Linked DNA regions of Mus musculus: region 1 is linked to region 2. The links are chromatin loops, found by intact Hi-C in ENCODE. Cell type or tissue: left cerebral cortex. All regions are shown on one strand.

Evidence for each region. A loop is a pair of places that touch in the nucleus more often than their neighbours do. Peaks named below come from ENCODE experiments on the same cell type or tissue, not always from the same donor. Only the 100,000 strongest peaks of a DNase experiment are listed, where the experiment ranks them.
Region 1: it touches region 2 in a loop (6-fold over the local background); 32 of 42 quality-filtered maps call a loop at or near these places.

Annotation. Positions count from the first base shown.
Region 1 is chr17:46,886,809-46,894,808 of GRCm38, reverse strand. Tbcc (tubulin-specific chaperone C) reads right to left here and starts at 4,188. Exons shown (of 1, transcript NM_178385.3): 1 at 2,346-4,188. The coding sequence starts at 4,119. The coding sequence ends at 3,094. It also overlaps a transcript of Bicral not described here. In left cerebral cortex, CTCF peaks have their summits at 3,314, 5,317 and 6,090 (motif pointing right); DNase peaks (open chromatin) are centred at 4,455, 5,203, 5,767, 6,094 and 5 more places; H3K4me3 peaks cover 4,513 bases; H3K27ac peaks cover 2,708 bases.
Region 2 is chr17:46,779,366-46,787,365 of GRCm38, reverse strand. It overlaps Rpl7l1 (ribosomal protein L7-like 1), which reads left to right and starts at 4,710. Exons shown (of 7, transcript NM_025433.3): 1 at 4,710-4,747; 2 at 5,475-5,583; 3 at 6,815-6,975; 4 at 7,944-8,000. The coding sequence starts at 4,734. In left cerebral cortex, CTCF peaks have their summits at 1,329 (motif pointing right) and 4,168 (motif pointing left); DNase peaks (open chromatin) are centred at 3,746, 4,177, 4,687 and 5,343; H3K4me3 peaks cover 1,712 bases; H3K27ac peaks cover 1,060 bases.

The DNA of each region.
Region 1 (8,000 bases), 110 kb before region 2:
GCTAATGTTGTAACCACAAGCTTATGCCTGGATGACCTGTGATACGGGGGCTTTTCGGGGAGTTAAGAGTTAACGTCTAACTTGCTTTATAGAGACTGAATTGTGACTTTATGTGTGTGCTGTGCTTTTCGGTGACATAGTTACACGGGGGTTTTCAGGAAAAACAATGGGTCTGAGGAAAATAATGAAAAGGCTTTTGATTATGAATTATTACTTAACAAGGAAGTGTGTAGCCAATAAAAGACTGAGATGCACTCAGAGAGAGAAAACCGTGAAAGCTGCTTCTGAGCGCAGCTTCAGGACGAGTCACCCATCAGCTGGCACCTGCATCCTTGCCTGAGACTGATTTCATGCCAATTCAATCCTACCATTTTTTTTTTACTTATGCAGATATATGATTTTATTTACTTTTGTATATGTGTAAGAGAAAGGGGTCTTACTATATAGCCTATGTTGGTAGTACACGTATGTACCACCATACCTAGTTCATGTTTTCACTTTTAAAAATCTATATATCTTTCCAATTCCAGAAGGTGTTAATTCCATTTTCTTTGCTTTCACTGAGGAGTCATTCCTGTTAGATTTTCTTGCTCCATAAGCCTTTCTCAAAACTCTCGGTGACAGCCGCCATAATCCCATACCCCAGCACTCTGTATGTCTGACAGGACCATGTGGACAATGCCACGTTCTGCTGCCATCTCAAGCAATAGTTGGGCCCCTTGGACATGGCTGCAGCAGCCTCTGCATGCCTGTTCAAAGGCTTCTGTCTGGGCTTAGATATCTTCCGCGTGTTGTCTCTGTTGAGCTGTTCAGCGGCTTGCACCTCCCACTGAGGGTAACCCTCCTCGGTTATGTAAGTCCAACTTACTCCGCATCACAGTAGCAAATCTCCAATCCTACCATTTTTAAGACCCTCCAATGACTGAGGCTGGTCCTCGGCCACCACCGAGCCATCTCAGCCCCAGCACTCTAATTACTGACTCATTTTCTCCTTATTTTGGTTTTTCAAGATAAGATTTCTTTGTGTAAGAAACCCTGTCTCAGGCGGGCATGGTGGCACACGCCTTTAATCCCAGCACTTGGGAGGCAGAGGCAGGTGGATTTCTGAATTCGAAGCCAGCCTGGTCAACAGAGTGAGTTCCAGGACAGCCTGGGCTTCAAAGAGAAACCCTGTCTCAAAAACAAAAAAAGAAACCCTGTCTCAAAAAAAACAAAAGATTTCTCTGTGTAGCCCGGGATGTCCTAGAACTTGCTCTGTAGATCAGACTGACCTTGAATTCAGAGCTCTACCTGCCTCTGCCTCCCAAGTGCTGGGATTAAAGGCGTGTGTCACCACTGGCGGCTCCCAATATTTTTAACTTTTATTCTTGTTTTTTTTTTTCCCCCTAGTGATAATGGAGATCAAATGCCAGAATTAACCAACACCAGAATTTCTCTAAATGTAGTGAGTAGTTGCAGGGCCCTTAGCGTATGCTACTGGTGTGTTGCTTCCTGCAGTGATCAGCTGACTGACCGACTCTGACGAAAACACTGCTCCGTGCATCCCTCTCCTGTTGCTATCCTTTTAAGTAACTGACGTTTCTCCTTAGTAGATGCTGCACATCCTGAAACTATTAGCATTCCCTTCCACAGCTAGTGGGTAAGGGGAAGAAACTCTGGCTCTTTTCTGACTCAGGAACAGTGCTGTCGTCTGAGGCCACCCAGGCCCCTTCCTATACTTATTGACATCCTGTCAGTCCATTTTCCCAAGAAGCTACTGTAAGTCCTCTTCTGGAGACAGTATATATATATATATAGATATATCAAACATAAGGCATTAAAGGCATATTAAAACCTAAAACAGTCACGTCCTAAAATGAACTCCCAGGCTAGATACAGGGAGATACACCTGCAACCTCATTACTGAGGGACAGCCAAGTGTATCTTTGCGACAGCAAGTGCCAGAGTTGGGGCTACACAGTGAGACCACTCTCAAAAGCAAATCAAAGCAAAAAACGTAAATGCTGCAAGTAATACTGCTGGAGTGGTTTCTGGAGGGGAACAAGGCGGTAAGAGAGGGTGTTAGGGAACTTCACTCAGCACACTGACCTCTGGATGACCGCTAGCCGCATGGCTATGACGGGCAACTTAATGTGGCCTGTGCTTAGCTCTCTTCCCAGTTCAGTGCTATTGAGTGTGTTGTAGAGATGGGGCACCACGGGGAGTGAAGCCTCAGGCTCCAAATCCCAGCCTTCAGGAGGCTGAGTTCTGAGGCCAGCCTACAGAGTGAGTCCCAGGTTAACATGGGCTAGGATGGGGGCTCACCTTTAAAACAAACAAAAAAAAAACAAAACAAAACACAAAGATGAGTCCACACCTACTTTCCAATTCCAGCAGCACATCACATGAGCGGTGACCTGATGCCACCTGTTTTCTCACATGAACATGGTGAGAATAGAAATGGCCTTGTAGCTCTTGAGGGAAAAGAAACATGAGCAGGGTGTGGTGCAGATGCTTAGAGGTAGAGACAGGGGCATCTCTGTGAGTTCCAGTGGTGTATAGTGACCCCATGTCTCGACAAGGAAGACGGAGGGAGGGGAGCTGGCCACTTTAACCGTTTCAGTCTTACAGCTAGCTGGCTCCTACACCTCTTGGAGGCCATTCAAAACTTCAGCCCTAACACAACACTGGATTCCAGAGGTTCAGGAAGGAGTCTTCATAGCCTTGCTGAAAAAGACACAGAACAAACCTTTAGTGGGAGGAAAACAGCCGTTAATGGAGCTTTTATGGGCCTACTTCTTCCATTTAAACCGTCCGCTAATGGAATTCTCCGGACATCCTTATTATTTATTGAAGACCCACTTTATCACTCCCTGTGATCAACGGTAAGAACAGCAAATCCCTCAAAGCTCCTCCATTCTCCCCCTAATTCTTCACGCTGTCATACTCAAAGGGAGGCAGGGGAAGGCCAAACCAGCAAAAGTCTGTTACACTGCTATGAATTTAATAGGACTCACAGGAGGGGAGTTTCAACAATTTCTAACCCCTATCACCGCAAACATAAGACAATATCAGGTAAACCGAATGGGACATCACACTGAGTGTGGCCAGTGCTCAATCCCACTGGATGTCTCTCTCCTCTTCAGGAAGAATACTCCAGTTTGGGGAGGCCACGTTTCGGGCCAGCCAGTTGAAATCATCAACCTGGTCCCAGTTATTTTTGCTCCTATCTAAACCGGAGTCCTGGAAGTCCTTGTCGATCCCCGGGTAGCTCCAGGTGTAAGGGGCAAACTGGATGCCGCTGCAGTCCTCCACGATAGCCCTGCTGGTCACTTGCAAGAAGACGCGCGTGTCTTTGGTAGTGTGCACACGGAGCTGCTGGCAAGCCACAGCCAGGACGCAATCTCGACAATCCTCCAGAAACACAGAGGTGGTCACTGGGCCGCAGAGCACCTTGCAGCCGCGGGCCTTCGCAAGCCGCAAGGTGTTGGGATTGCCACACAGTTTGACAGTGCAGTTGGTCAGGTCGCTCAAAAGGACGTCGCGCTGGTGCAGCTCTTCAGCTCTCTTCTCCAGGTCTTGGGACTCCAGGTTGGAGAAGCCACAGGCCCAGCTGGCCCCGGGAGCTCCCTCCTCCTCCTTGGTCACCGGTGGAGAAGGGGCCGCCGAGGCGACGGGTGCGGCGTCTACCTGGGCGGTCCCCGCAGCATCCTTCTTCCGTGCCTTGAAGGCGAAGCGCTTCTTGGGCTGCAACTCCTGGCGACGTTCCGTTAGGACAGCCTGCAGCTGCGCCAACGCCGCCTGGCCCTGCCGCAGGTCGTAGGCGGCGAGGAAGAGCACCGAGTCGTTCAGGAGCTTCCGCAGGCCCTGGAGCCGGTTGGCCGCCTCTTCCAGCCGCTCCGCCGACGCCTCGCCCCGCAGCAGCTCCTCGACCGCTGCGCGCTCCCGGGCGAAGGCGGCGGCGAAGAAGCCGCTCTTCTCCTCCTCCACCTCCTGGTCCTGCCGCTTCTGCTTGCGTCTCTCCACCTCTATCTGCCTCTCCTGTTCGCGCCTCTGAAGTCGCTCGGGCACCAGGCTCAGGTCCCGCGGGGAGCCAGCGGCAGCGTCGGCCAGAGCCATGGAGCAGTCCACACCCTCCATCTTGACTCCAGGCTTCCTCCCCCGCCGCCTTGCCTCCGAGCGCTCGCTCTCCGCGCGAGGCCTCCCACCAACGCGCGCTGTGATTGGCCAGCTGCGGTGACGTCAGCTCCCTCCATATTCTCCTCGCCTATTGGTTTCTTCGCGTTGGAGGGGCGGGAAGGAGGGCGGGGCCGGCTGACAGGAGGGGGTGGGGAGACAAAGGTCCTGGTGGATGGGTGGGGTGGGAGGCAGTCGGGTGAAGCTTTTTTTTTTTTTTTTTTTTTCTTCTTAAAGGGGCAGGACTTATATCCGGGATTGTGGGGTGAGTTGCAGCAGCGGCAGCTGCACATGTGGGTTTGTTTATAAGAACAAGGTTAGAAACTCGCAGGCCTCCCCCTCCCCCCAGCTCCTCCCTGCTACCCCCTTACAGGCCGGAGATCTGCTGCAGGGTGGTGGGGAGGAATCTGTGCTTGTGGTGTTGTGGGGGACAGGTAGTGCGAGAAAGATGGAGGGGGGGGTTATTGCACCTCCCGGACCGCGTCGGAGGAAGCTGCAGCTGGAACAGCTGGCCAGGGAACCGCTTGCATGCCTCTGGGTTTTTTTCTTTCTTTCTCTCTCTCTCTTTTTTTTTCCCTTTCCCTTTTCCCTTCCATCACCTCTTTGCTCAGCCGGTCCCTGCCGCCCCGGTAACCCTCATCCTTCCTGCCCTCCCCCATCCACTGCAGCTCGGCGCGGCCTGGGGGCGTCTGGGTCCCCGTGGGCAGTTACTGGGGCGGGAAGAAAGCGCAAATCACCGCTATGGGAAAGACTGGGTTCCTCGCTGGAGCGGGCTCCGGGGTTCCTGGGGGAGTCTAAAAACAGATTATTTTTTTTAATGGCCAATTGCTGCAGTCGGAGGGGGGGCGGGGGAGGATGACATGCCACCCCCACCGTCTTGCTCCCTGACGCGGTGGCAGCCACTCCCTGCGCAGCTGGCAACCGCTGGCCGCGCGGGGCTAAGACCCTCAGCCGGAGCGCCTCGCTTCTCCCTATAGGGCCGGCGGTCTTTAGGAAGGCGATGGGGAAACGGTACATTATTTCTAGAGGTGGTGGGAGGGATTTGTCACCGGAAGTGAACGAGCCTAGCCTAAAGTCCAGACCAACCCGAGGTGCGAGTGGGCAGCCAAGACCGTGCAGTCCCTGGCAGAAGCCCAAGGCGGCGGCCGCCGAGGACTCGGGTGGCATCCTCGCGTGCTGCCTTCAGCCACCGTGCCTTCTGGACTCGGTGGCCCATACAGTTCTCGGTTTCAGCCCCATCTCCGCCCTTGTTGCCAACCTCCATTTTTGTTCTTTTAATTGGGATTTTTTTAACTGCCCAAAATACTCATTTGAAAATTTACCAATATGCCTGCGTTTTCCTGCAGATAAAGATGGGAGGAAACGAGAGCCATTCAATTAAGTTGGCATTAAGACTTGAGTTGCAAGCCTCACGTCCCATTTGCCTCCTTTCCTAACCATAAAAAAAAAAAAAAAATCCAAACCTCAAGCACAAAATCTTGATTGAAGAGAAAGCATTACACTACAGAATCAAAGACAAGTGTCACTGGGTGGCAAATTCTTTCCTAGGTGGAGGGTTGGAGTGGGAGATCACATGTTACTGTGTTCTTGTCTGTATACCTGCTGTAACAGAGCGCCGATGAGGGGGGCGGTCGGTGGTCACTTATGCAGGCTCCTTATTTTCGTCAGTTTTGTTTCCTGGGCAAGCTAGATGAGGCTCTTGTTTTCTACTTTTTGAAAGCACTTTTATTTCACAAAAGTATGAATTTTGGACTCTTGAAACACAGCTGATGACTTTGTTCAGGTCCCCGAAAGGAATGTAAGAGCCGCTTTCTTTCCTGAAAGATAGATTTTTTTTTTTTTAGATTTATTTATTTGTCTTTTATGTATATGAGTATTTCCTGTGCGGTCGATGCATGTGCTCCACGATGCAGTATGCGGTGTTTCTGGAGACCAGAAGAGGGCGTCAGATCACTGGAACTGGAGTAGACAGGTAGTTGTGGCTGCTCTGTGGGTGGAAGGAATTCAGGTCCTATAAAAGAGCATAGGTGCTAACCATCGAGCCGTCTCTCCAGATGAAAAATAGATTTAACCTATGGAGATTAAACGAAAACTGATTTGCTATAGGAAATAGCAACGACCCCTCATTGGCTTTGCTTTAGTTTCCCAGTATCGGAGCCTGCTCCATTCTAATTAAGAAAGTTTCAGGGCATCAGATGCATGCCTTTAATCCCAGCACGGAGTTCAAGGCTAACCTGGTCTACAGAGCTTGATCCAGGACAGTCAGGCTACACAGAGAAACTCTTCAACCCTCCCACCCCCCATCCCAAAGTTAGTTGGTAAAAGGTTTCTTGAGCTTGGAGTTTGGACTGTAAGCTGTTGTGAGACTATCAGTGGTTTTTAGTGTAGGCTATTTGCAAAGTAGAAGCCAGTGTTACCAGCCCTTTCAAGATTATGTTTCTGCTTAAGGAGAGGTTTTTGCAGCGTCTGCTTGACATGAAGGTGCTGAAAATTGTCTGTTGTTTAGCCTAACGTTTAAGCATCAAAGGACAAAAGATGGAGGGTCCCACAGTTGACTCCATTGGGAAAGCTTTTTTTTATTATTATTAAAGAAGTGTGAGGCATGAGAACGGTGGCTGTGAGGTGGCCTTGGTGGGCTGGGTGATTGTTTTCTATCCCCAGGCTGGAGTAGGCGAGCCAAGGCAGGTGTCAAGCTATGTGTCTGGTTTCTGAGTTCAAAACCACAGGCAGGTTGTTAACTGCTGACCGTTTGCCAGACCATGTTACTTTCTCTTCCTAACATTTGAGGGCAGTGAGTTGAGATGCGTCCTTGACAGGATGGTCCTGGCTCCGCAAAGGTAAGTACCCACCGTGATGGGAGGACGGGAGGCATGCAGAGGGCAGCAGCATTAAGTGCAGCTCTCAGGGCAAGGCTGACGGATCTTGCAGACAGCTTGCAAAGTGAAAGGATAGAACAGCTATGAGTTTTAATGTTTTATTTGGTTTGATTTATGGGGGCAGTATGGACACACCACACCACGGGAGTGGAGGTCAGAGGACAGCTTCCAGGAGTTTCTCTCTTCTACCTTTATGTGGGCTCAGGCTCTAGGCAAACACTTGACCAGTTCAGCATTCCCATCTGTCCACTTTTTGTTGTTGTTTTTTTTGTGACAGGGTTTCTCTGTGTAGCCCTGGCTGTCCTGGAACTCACTCTGTAGACCAGGCTGGCCTCGAACTCAGAAATCTGCCTGCCTCTGCCTCCCAAGTGCTGGGATTAAAGGTGTGCACCAACCACGCCCGGCCTGTCTGTCCAACCTTAACTTATATTTAACAATGGTTTGTATATTTTATGGTTCTCTGTATTGGGTTTGACTTTTTTTTTTTTAAAGTTTTATGTGCTTTGCTGATTGGCCTTACATGTATGTCTATGTGAGGGTGTCTTATTCCCTAGAACTGAAGTTACAGATAGGTGTGAGCTGCCATGTATGCTCTGGGAATTAAACCTGGGTCTCTGGAAGAGCAGCCAGTGCTCTTAACCACTGAACCATCTCTCCAGCACCCAAGGGTTTTCTGTCTTTCTCTCTTTCTTTTTTATCTTCCTATATGAGTAATTGGCCTGCGTGTATGTGCACCATGTGAGCTCAGTACCCACAGGAAGAGAGCCTTGAACCCCCTGAAACTGGAGTTACATACGGTTGTGAGGCACCACGTGGATGATGGGAATTGAACATCTATAAGGATGCTCTAGCCACCGAGCCATCTTTCCAATTCCTACATGATGTTATAATGCCTTAACAGTGAACCTTAAACCAAGCTTTGGTGGTTCATGCTTGTAATCCCGGCACTCAGGAGGCTGAAGCAGTAGG
Region 2 (8,000 bases):
CTCTGACCAAGCCATCCACCTGGGTGAGTTCCCTCAGAGAAGAACCCTGGCCAGGTTAGACCAGGTTAGACCTGGTAGGGGAAGGTAAAGGGATGCCACGGCAGAGTGGCATGGAGCAGAGAGGGACTAAGGGCTGCCAGTCGGCCCAGCGTAGTTGCCTGAGAGTGATGGTTTTTCTATCACTGAGGTGGGAGATAAGGCAACCAAAGAGGCCAGAGAGGGAAAGAGGGACTGTGGGATGAGGCAGATAAGGGGAGGCTTGACAGCATGATGAAAAGTAGAGGATAAATCATCTGGTTTGGGTGTCATAGCCAGAAGGAGTTGTTTCTTGGTTGGCTTATGCCACTTGGTCGCTTTTAATCACGATGGGAGTGGCTGGGTGATGGCACACACCTTTAATCCTAGCACTTGGGAGACAGAGGCAGGTCTATCTCTATGAGTTCGAGGTCAGCCTGGTCTACAGAGTGAGTTCCAGGCCAGCCAGGGCTACAGGGAGATAGCCTGTCTTCAAAAGCCAAAAAATAAAAAACTAAAAAGGGTAGGAGTGAGGTCACGTGGCAAAACCCATCCTTCCCAACCCTAGCAAAGATGTCTGCCTCCCTCCCAATGAAGAAACATCAGCTAAGATGGAGACAAGCCACACGTTTCCTTTAAGATTACCTATGCATACATTTATTTTTGTTTGTTTGTTTTTGTTTTTAGAGACAGGGTTTCTCTGTGTAGCCCTTGGCTGTCCTGAACTCACTTTGTAGACCAGGCTGGCCTCGAACTCAGAAATCTGCCTGCCTCTGCCTCCCAAGTGCTGGGATTAAAGGAGTGCGCCACCATGCCCGGCCTATGCATAGATTTTTACTCTCAACCAGGTTGCAACAAGTCTTAACTCCTTTGTTATGAAAGACTCCCGCTTTGGGGAGACCATCTCTCAAGTCCTGGGATGAGCCAATGCCCCAGTAACTTGAGAGAAACCGTTCTTGATGCGATATCGCATGACGTTTATTCGGGAATTAGCATGCTGTGGCCAAGCTCGTAATCCACACAGGGGCAGAGGAGATCTACCCCAGCAGTTGCAGTCAAGGGTTTTTACAGAATAAACTGCAAAGTGAGGGGAGGATAAGACCACAAAGAATGGGGAAGCTGAGTAAACATCATAAGAATGGGGATGGTGAATTACAGCTCATCCTCTCAGGCTGAAGGCTAAAGAACAAACAACTCCATGCTGGGCTTCGTTTCTAGGGGTCTAAGAAATGTATTGAGTTGGGGTTTTACAGTTACAGGTTTTTTGTTTTGTTTTGTTTTTTAAAGATTTATTTATTATTATATCTAAGTACACCGTAGCTGTCTTCAGATGCACCAGAAGAGGGCATCAGATCTCATTACGGATGGTTGTGAGCCACCATGTGGTTGCTGGGATTTGAACTCAGGTCCTTCGGAAGTGCTCTTAACCACTGAGCCATCTCTCCAGCCCACAGTTACAGGTTCTTATTTATTTATTTATTTATTTATTTATTTGTTTATTTATTTATTTATTTATTTATTTATATCTCATTACGGGTGGTTGTGAGCCACCATGTGGTTGCTGGGATTTGAACTTCGGACCTTCGGAAGAGCAGTCAGGTGCTCTTACCCACTGAGCCATCTCACCAGCCCCAGTTACAGTTTTTAATCATATCCAATATGCTTATAAATCTTGAGATACTGAAAGTTACACAATAATCTTACAATTTTTTTTAAGATCAGATCTTTAATTTACTTTTTAAATTTTTTTTTTAATTTATATGAGCACACTGCAGCTGTCTTCAGACACATTAGAAGAGGGCATTGGATCCCATTACAGATGGTTGTGAGCCATCATGTGGTTCTGGGACTTGAACTCAGGACCTCTGGGAGAGCAGTCAGTGCTCTTAAATGTTGAGCCATCTCTCCAGCCTCAATCTTAGAATTTTTTTGTTGTTGTTGTTGGTTTTTTTGGTTTTTCTTTTTTTTTTTTTTTTTTTTTTTTTAAAGATTTTTATTTATTTATTTATTATATGTAAGTACACTGTAGCTGTCTTCAGACACTCCAGAAGAGGGCGTCAGATCTCGTTACGGATGGTTGTGAGCCACCATGTGGTTGCTGGGATTTGAACTTTGGACCTTCGGAAGAGCAGTCGGGTGCTCTTACCCACTGAGCCATCTCACCAGCCCTTTTTGGTTTTTCAAGACAGGATTTCTCTGTGTACCCATGGCTGTCCTGGAACTCATTCTGTAGAACGGGCTGGCCTTGAACTCAGAAATCTGCCTGCCTCTGGCTCCCAAGTGCTGGGACTAAAGGCATGTGCCACCACTGCCCGGCAATCTTCCAACTTTTTCTTAAAAAATATTTATTTATTATATATAATTACACTGTAGCTGTCTTCAGACACTCCAGAAGAGGGCATCAGATTTCGTTACAGATGGTTATGAGCCACCATGTGGTTGCTGGGATTTGAACTCAGGACCTTTGGAAGAGCAGTCGGCACTGAGCCATCTCACCAGCCCAATCTTCCAACTTTTTTTTTTTTTTTTTTTTGGTTTTTTGAGACAGGGTTTCTCTGTGTAACCCTGGCTGTCCTGTAACTCACTTTGTAGACCAGGCTGGCCTCGAACTCAGAAATCCGCCTGCCTCTGCCTCCCGAGAGCTGGGATTAAAGGCGTACGCCACCGCGCCCGGCTAATCTTTCAACTTTTTTTTTTTTTTTTTGGTTTTTCGACACAGGGTTTCTCTGTATAGCCCTGGCTGTCCTGGAACTCACTCTGTAGACCAGGCTGGCCTCGACCTCAGAAATCCGCCTGCCTCTGCCTCCCAAGTGCTGGAATTAAAGGCGTGCGCCACCACGCCCGGCTCTTCCAACTTTTAAGATGACATTTATACTTTAACAAAAATTTTAGAGCATTAAATTAAAATCAAAAGAATAAGAGGTGAGCCAGGCAGTGGTGGTTAACACCTTTAATCTCAGTGTTCAGGAGGCAGAGGTTGGAGGACCTTTGAGTTTGAGGCCAGACTGTGTGCAGAGTGAGTTCCAGGATAGCGAAGGCTACACAGAGAAACCCTGTCTCCAAAAACCAAAAAAATGAGGACTGGTGAGATGGCTCAGCAGTTAAGAGCACTGACTGCTCTTCCAGAGGTCCTGAGTTCAATTCCTACCAACCACATGGTAGCTCATAACCATCTGTAAAGAGATCTGAGGCCCTCTTCTGGTGTGTCTGAAGACAGCTACAGCGTTTTCATATAAGTAAAATAAATAAATAAATAAATAAATCTTTAAAAACAAGCAAATATTATGAGATGAGCAGCGACAGTCCCCACTAGGACTATTGTTTTTATTTTTTATTTTGCTCTTCTTTCTCTGTCACATAGACAAGTGGCTCACCCAATATGGGACATATATATATATTTTATTATTATTATTATTATTATTATTATTATTATTATTATTATTATTATTATATGTAAGTACACTGTAGCTGTCTTCAGACACTCCAGAAGAGGGCGTCAGATCTTGTTACAGATGGTTGTGAGCCACCATGTGGTTGCTGGGATTTGAACTCTGGACCTTCGGAAGAACAGTCGGGTGCTTTTACCCACTGAGCCATCTCACCAGCCCCGGACAGAGATTTTTGAGGAAACTTAAAAACAAGCATGGTTCTAGCGCAATCCATGGAATAGTTTAGAATACCTGGTATGCCTGGTGCAGGAGGCCGGAAGAGGTCGTGCCCTTAATCTCCTTTGACATTCATCTGGTAATGACATTAGCGTGTTGAGTGGACTAGTTTTTTAGTGTGTTCCAACATCATGTATCAGTCCTTGGGTACTCAACAATTCCTTGCAGAGTCCCACTGTAGTGAAGTGGTGTAGTGAGGTGCAGAAGAGACACAGAAAATAAGAAAAGTCTCCTGCCCATAAGCCAAAGGTGTAGGATAAAGGCTGTGGGTGGCGACCCTTTCTAGTGTTATATAGTGGCGTTGTCCTAGGCTAGAGCATAAAACAGCACTGTGCTAGCATAAAACAGCACTGTGCTAGTATGTGGCAATGGGAGTAAATTCTGAGAAACTTAAACAAGTGAAGGCTCTGAGATGGAAATGGAGCATTTCTAGTTTCTGGCTCCACTGTTTACCCAACTTGTGCTAAGGCTTTGTAAATCTTAAGGAGCCCCCTGGCGGCCACTGGGAACCCGTAGATATTCATTGTACGGATGAGGAAGCCGAGATGCAGAAAGGTGAGGAATTCAAAGGCTCACAGAGTAGGTGACACATTTTTATTTCCGCAAATCCTCCACAAATAACCGCCCACCAAATGTGAGTGCCACGTCGGTCCTTCAAGTCTCCGGGAATAAAAACCTCACCTAAGCAAGGCGGCCAACTTCTGTAGAGCCCGTGCCGTAGCGGAAGCTGCAGATGCATTGTGGAAAGCCTTTAAATTGTTCACAAGCGGCCGAGTTCGAGACCCTACAGCCTAACTGAAAAGGGTTGGATCCAGACGGGTGTCAGACTCTAGAGACCTTAGAAGGGATGGGAAGAAAACTGGAGGGTTTTTTGCCGGAATCCTGGCTAGCAAGACCTTTTCCCAGACGCTCACATTCGCTAAGGAATCTCAGGCTGCCTGAGTCCTCCTGCGGGAGCGAGAGTCCGTCTCTATGATACAAGAGACGTCGAGGCGGGCCTCTCTACCCCGCCCGGTGAGGCTGCGCAAGCGCAGTAGCTGAAGCACCGGAAAGATGGCGGAGGAAGGGTGAGTGTGTCTTCGGATCTCTCTATGGGGCTTTGAGGATCCGATGCCATCCTTTCTGTTTGTACTCTGGTGATACAAAAGGAAGCTGTGGGCTGTGGAGAGAAAAGAAAAAGGCTCCATAGTATGAAGTCAAGGTGGGGGCTGAGATGCTGTAGGGCTCCGCGACCAGGGATCGGGACGACTTTGGAAGCAGCGAGAAGAGGAACTGAGGTTCGGAGGGGCGAGTGGCTGCGTAGCGCCAGAGTTGAGTTCGCTCAGCTTGGCTGTCATGTCTTTCACAGTTTGGTACACACGTACAGTGTATTTTGATCGTATCACCTCCCCATCATCTCTTATTCCCCTGCGTCTTCCACCAAGCTCTTTCCCCCCAATTCCCCCTCCTGCTTTCATGTGCCCCCCCCCCCCACCTCATCCTAGCTCGACTTAATCATTACTCTTCTTGATGGATCTGTGATAGCCCCTTTCTGGATTTTACTAGAATTTCCTTGCCGCTAGTGACAGGTCATAGCCTACAGTTGTTAAAGCTCCACGGACCAAAACGAACCCAGAGAGCAAAGGTTTTTCCTGATTTTTAAAGGCTCTCGGGACGAGTGAGCATTACAGGAGCACGGCGAAGACTCATCAGAAACTTTAGGTCCCGGGAAGACCAGGATCTCGAATTGGTTTGGAAAGCCACCAAATGTTGGTTTGGCAATTTTCATTAATGTCAAATTTGTTCCTTTATCAGGGAAAGAAAAAAAATTCCTTTGGTTCCAGAAAATCTTCTGAAAAAGAGGAAGGCTTATCAAGCCCTCAAAGCCACTCAGGCAAAGCAGGCACTTTTGGCAAAGAGAGAGGTAATTCTGAGAGGGGGGGGGTTAGGATTTGTAGTGGACGGATTTTACTAAACGGTGTTCGTTGAACTAGATTTGTTATCAGATCCCTCACAGGTTTCTCCCTCATAGTCCTCCATTTAGCAAAGATTTACCCACCATCTTTCTGTGAGCAAAATGTTAGACCAGCCTTTAAGGGAAAAGTGAAGACATTTTCTGAATTCAAATTTAGTGGTAAAACCAAATTTGGCAGGGAAAAAAATAGATTATTTTAAAAATGTTTTGTTGGGGTTGGTTTGTTTCTTAGATGGGGTCTGTACATATGGTCTGGAATACTGTATGACCAGGCTGGCCTCAAACTAACAGATCAGCCTACTTAGGCCTCTAGAATGCTGCGATTAAATTGCTATCTGTGGCACACTTTTCAGCATTCTAGAAGGTTGAGACAGGAAAATGGAGAGTTTGGCTATATAAAGAGAACCTGTCTCAAACCAAAAGTATCCAACAATTTTAAAAGTTTATTTAGAATCACGTGTGGGCTGGAGAGATGGCTCAGCCCTTAAGAGCACTGACTGCTCTTCGGAAGGTCCTGAGTTCAAATCCCAGCAACCACATGGTAGCTCACAACCACCTATAATGAGATCTGACTCCCTCTTCAGGTGTGTGTAAAGACAGCTGCAGTGTACTTACATATAATAATAAATAAATCTTTGGGGGGAGGGTATAGGGAACTTTCGGGATAGTATTTGAAATGTAAATAAAGAAAATATCTAATTAAAAAAAAATTCCTGGTCATGGTGGCTCACCTTTAATCCCAGCACTCGGGAGGCAAAGGCAGGCGGATTTCTGAGTTCGAGGTCAGCCTGGTCTACAAAGTGAGTTCCAGGTCAGCCAGGGCTACACAGAGAAACCCTGTCTCGAAAAACCAATGTGTAGATTCTGCACACAGTATGTACAGGATTTTTGAACGCAAAGAGAAGAAAATCCTCTTGTTTAATGATGCCTAATATAGTGTTGAGTTTCCTAAACACCTGTATTAAATGTTACCAGCATATGAGCTCACCACAAACTTTTCTTCAGCCCTTAAGAGCACTGACTGCTCTTACATCTCTCAGTTCCATCTGGCCTCTTCATGTGCCCCTTAGGTAATGGTCTGCCCACTTTGCAGAACGTTTGAGAGCTGAGCTCTCTTACTAATGGTCCTGGGTTAACTGTGGAGGGGAAGAGATGCTGATGCGTGTCTTCTCTGCCACAGAGAAAAGGAAAGCAATTCAGGTTCAGACGACTAGAATCTTTCGTGCATGATTCCTGGCGACAGCAACGTGACAAGGTGCGTGTCCAGCGGCTGGAGGTGAAGCCTCGTGCTTTGGAGGTGCCTGATAAACATCCCTTGGCCTTCGTTATACGCATGGAAAGGTACAGTACCAGTGTGTTTTCAGAGTCCTTGGTTCAACTTCAGATGGCTCTGTAGGGAGACAAAGCCTAACCTACTACAGAAGATTGGCTAGGATTCGGAATTAGGACCATGGGTGACATAAGGACACTCAGGGTGAAGGTGGGGCTCTTTTTTTTTTTTTTTTTTTTTAGATTTATTTTATGTATATGAGTACACTGTAGCTGTCTTCAGACACACCAGAAGAGGGCATTAGATCCCATTACAGATGGTTGTGAGCCACCATGTGGGTGCTAGGAATTGAACTCAGGACCTCTGGAAGAGCAGCCAGTACTCTTAAGCACAGGGCCATCTCTCCAGCCCCCTAGTGATACCCTTTCTAAAGTAGTAACCACAACTTGACAAAAGACATGAAAGTAGGCCCGGCATTGTGCCACGTGCCGTTAAACCCAGCAATGAAGCACAGAGTAAAGGTTAGGATTGCTCATGGCCATGTGTCCTGTGACGGTTTAAAGACACAGGGCACCGTGCTAGAAGCATTGTCCACACTTAGCAGGCTTCATTGCCCTCAGCCGTGTGCCTTTTGGTAGAAAACCTCTGAGTTTGAAACTTCTGAGCTCTGCTCTCTTCAAGCTTCCTGAACTGGACTTCCCTGGCTTTGACGCCAGACTCAGACCTGCTGTGAATATGTTCCATGCTTTCACTACCCACCCACTGACGCAGTCTGGCTTCCCTAGGTAGACATACTTGTCCATATAGCCTACCATCCCCACTGTCCCCAACACTCCCCCCACCAATCCATCATTCAGGAACTGTCCTGTAGCATGCAGGGATTGCTCCTCACAGTGGAACATGGTCTGTTTCTACTCTGCCTCCCACAACATTGAGCTCTGAGGTAAATTCTGTGTACCCAGTGAACACTCTAGCATTTCAGAATTGCTTGCAAACAGACAGCATAGACTGGGGTCAGACACCTTGACTGTTGTTTCAGGATTGAAGGAGTGAGTTTATTGGTAAAGAGCACCATCATGAAACTTGGCCTGAAGAA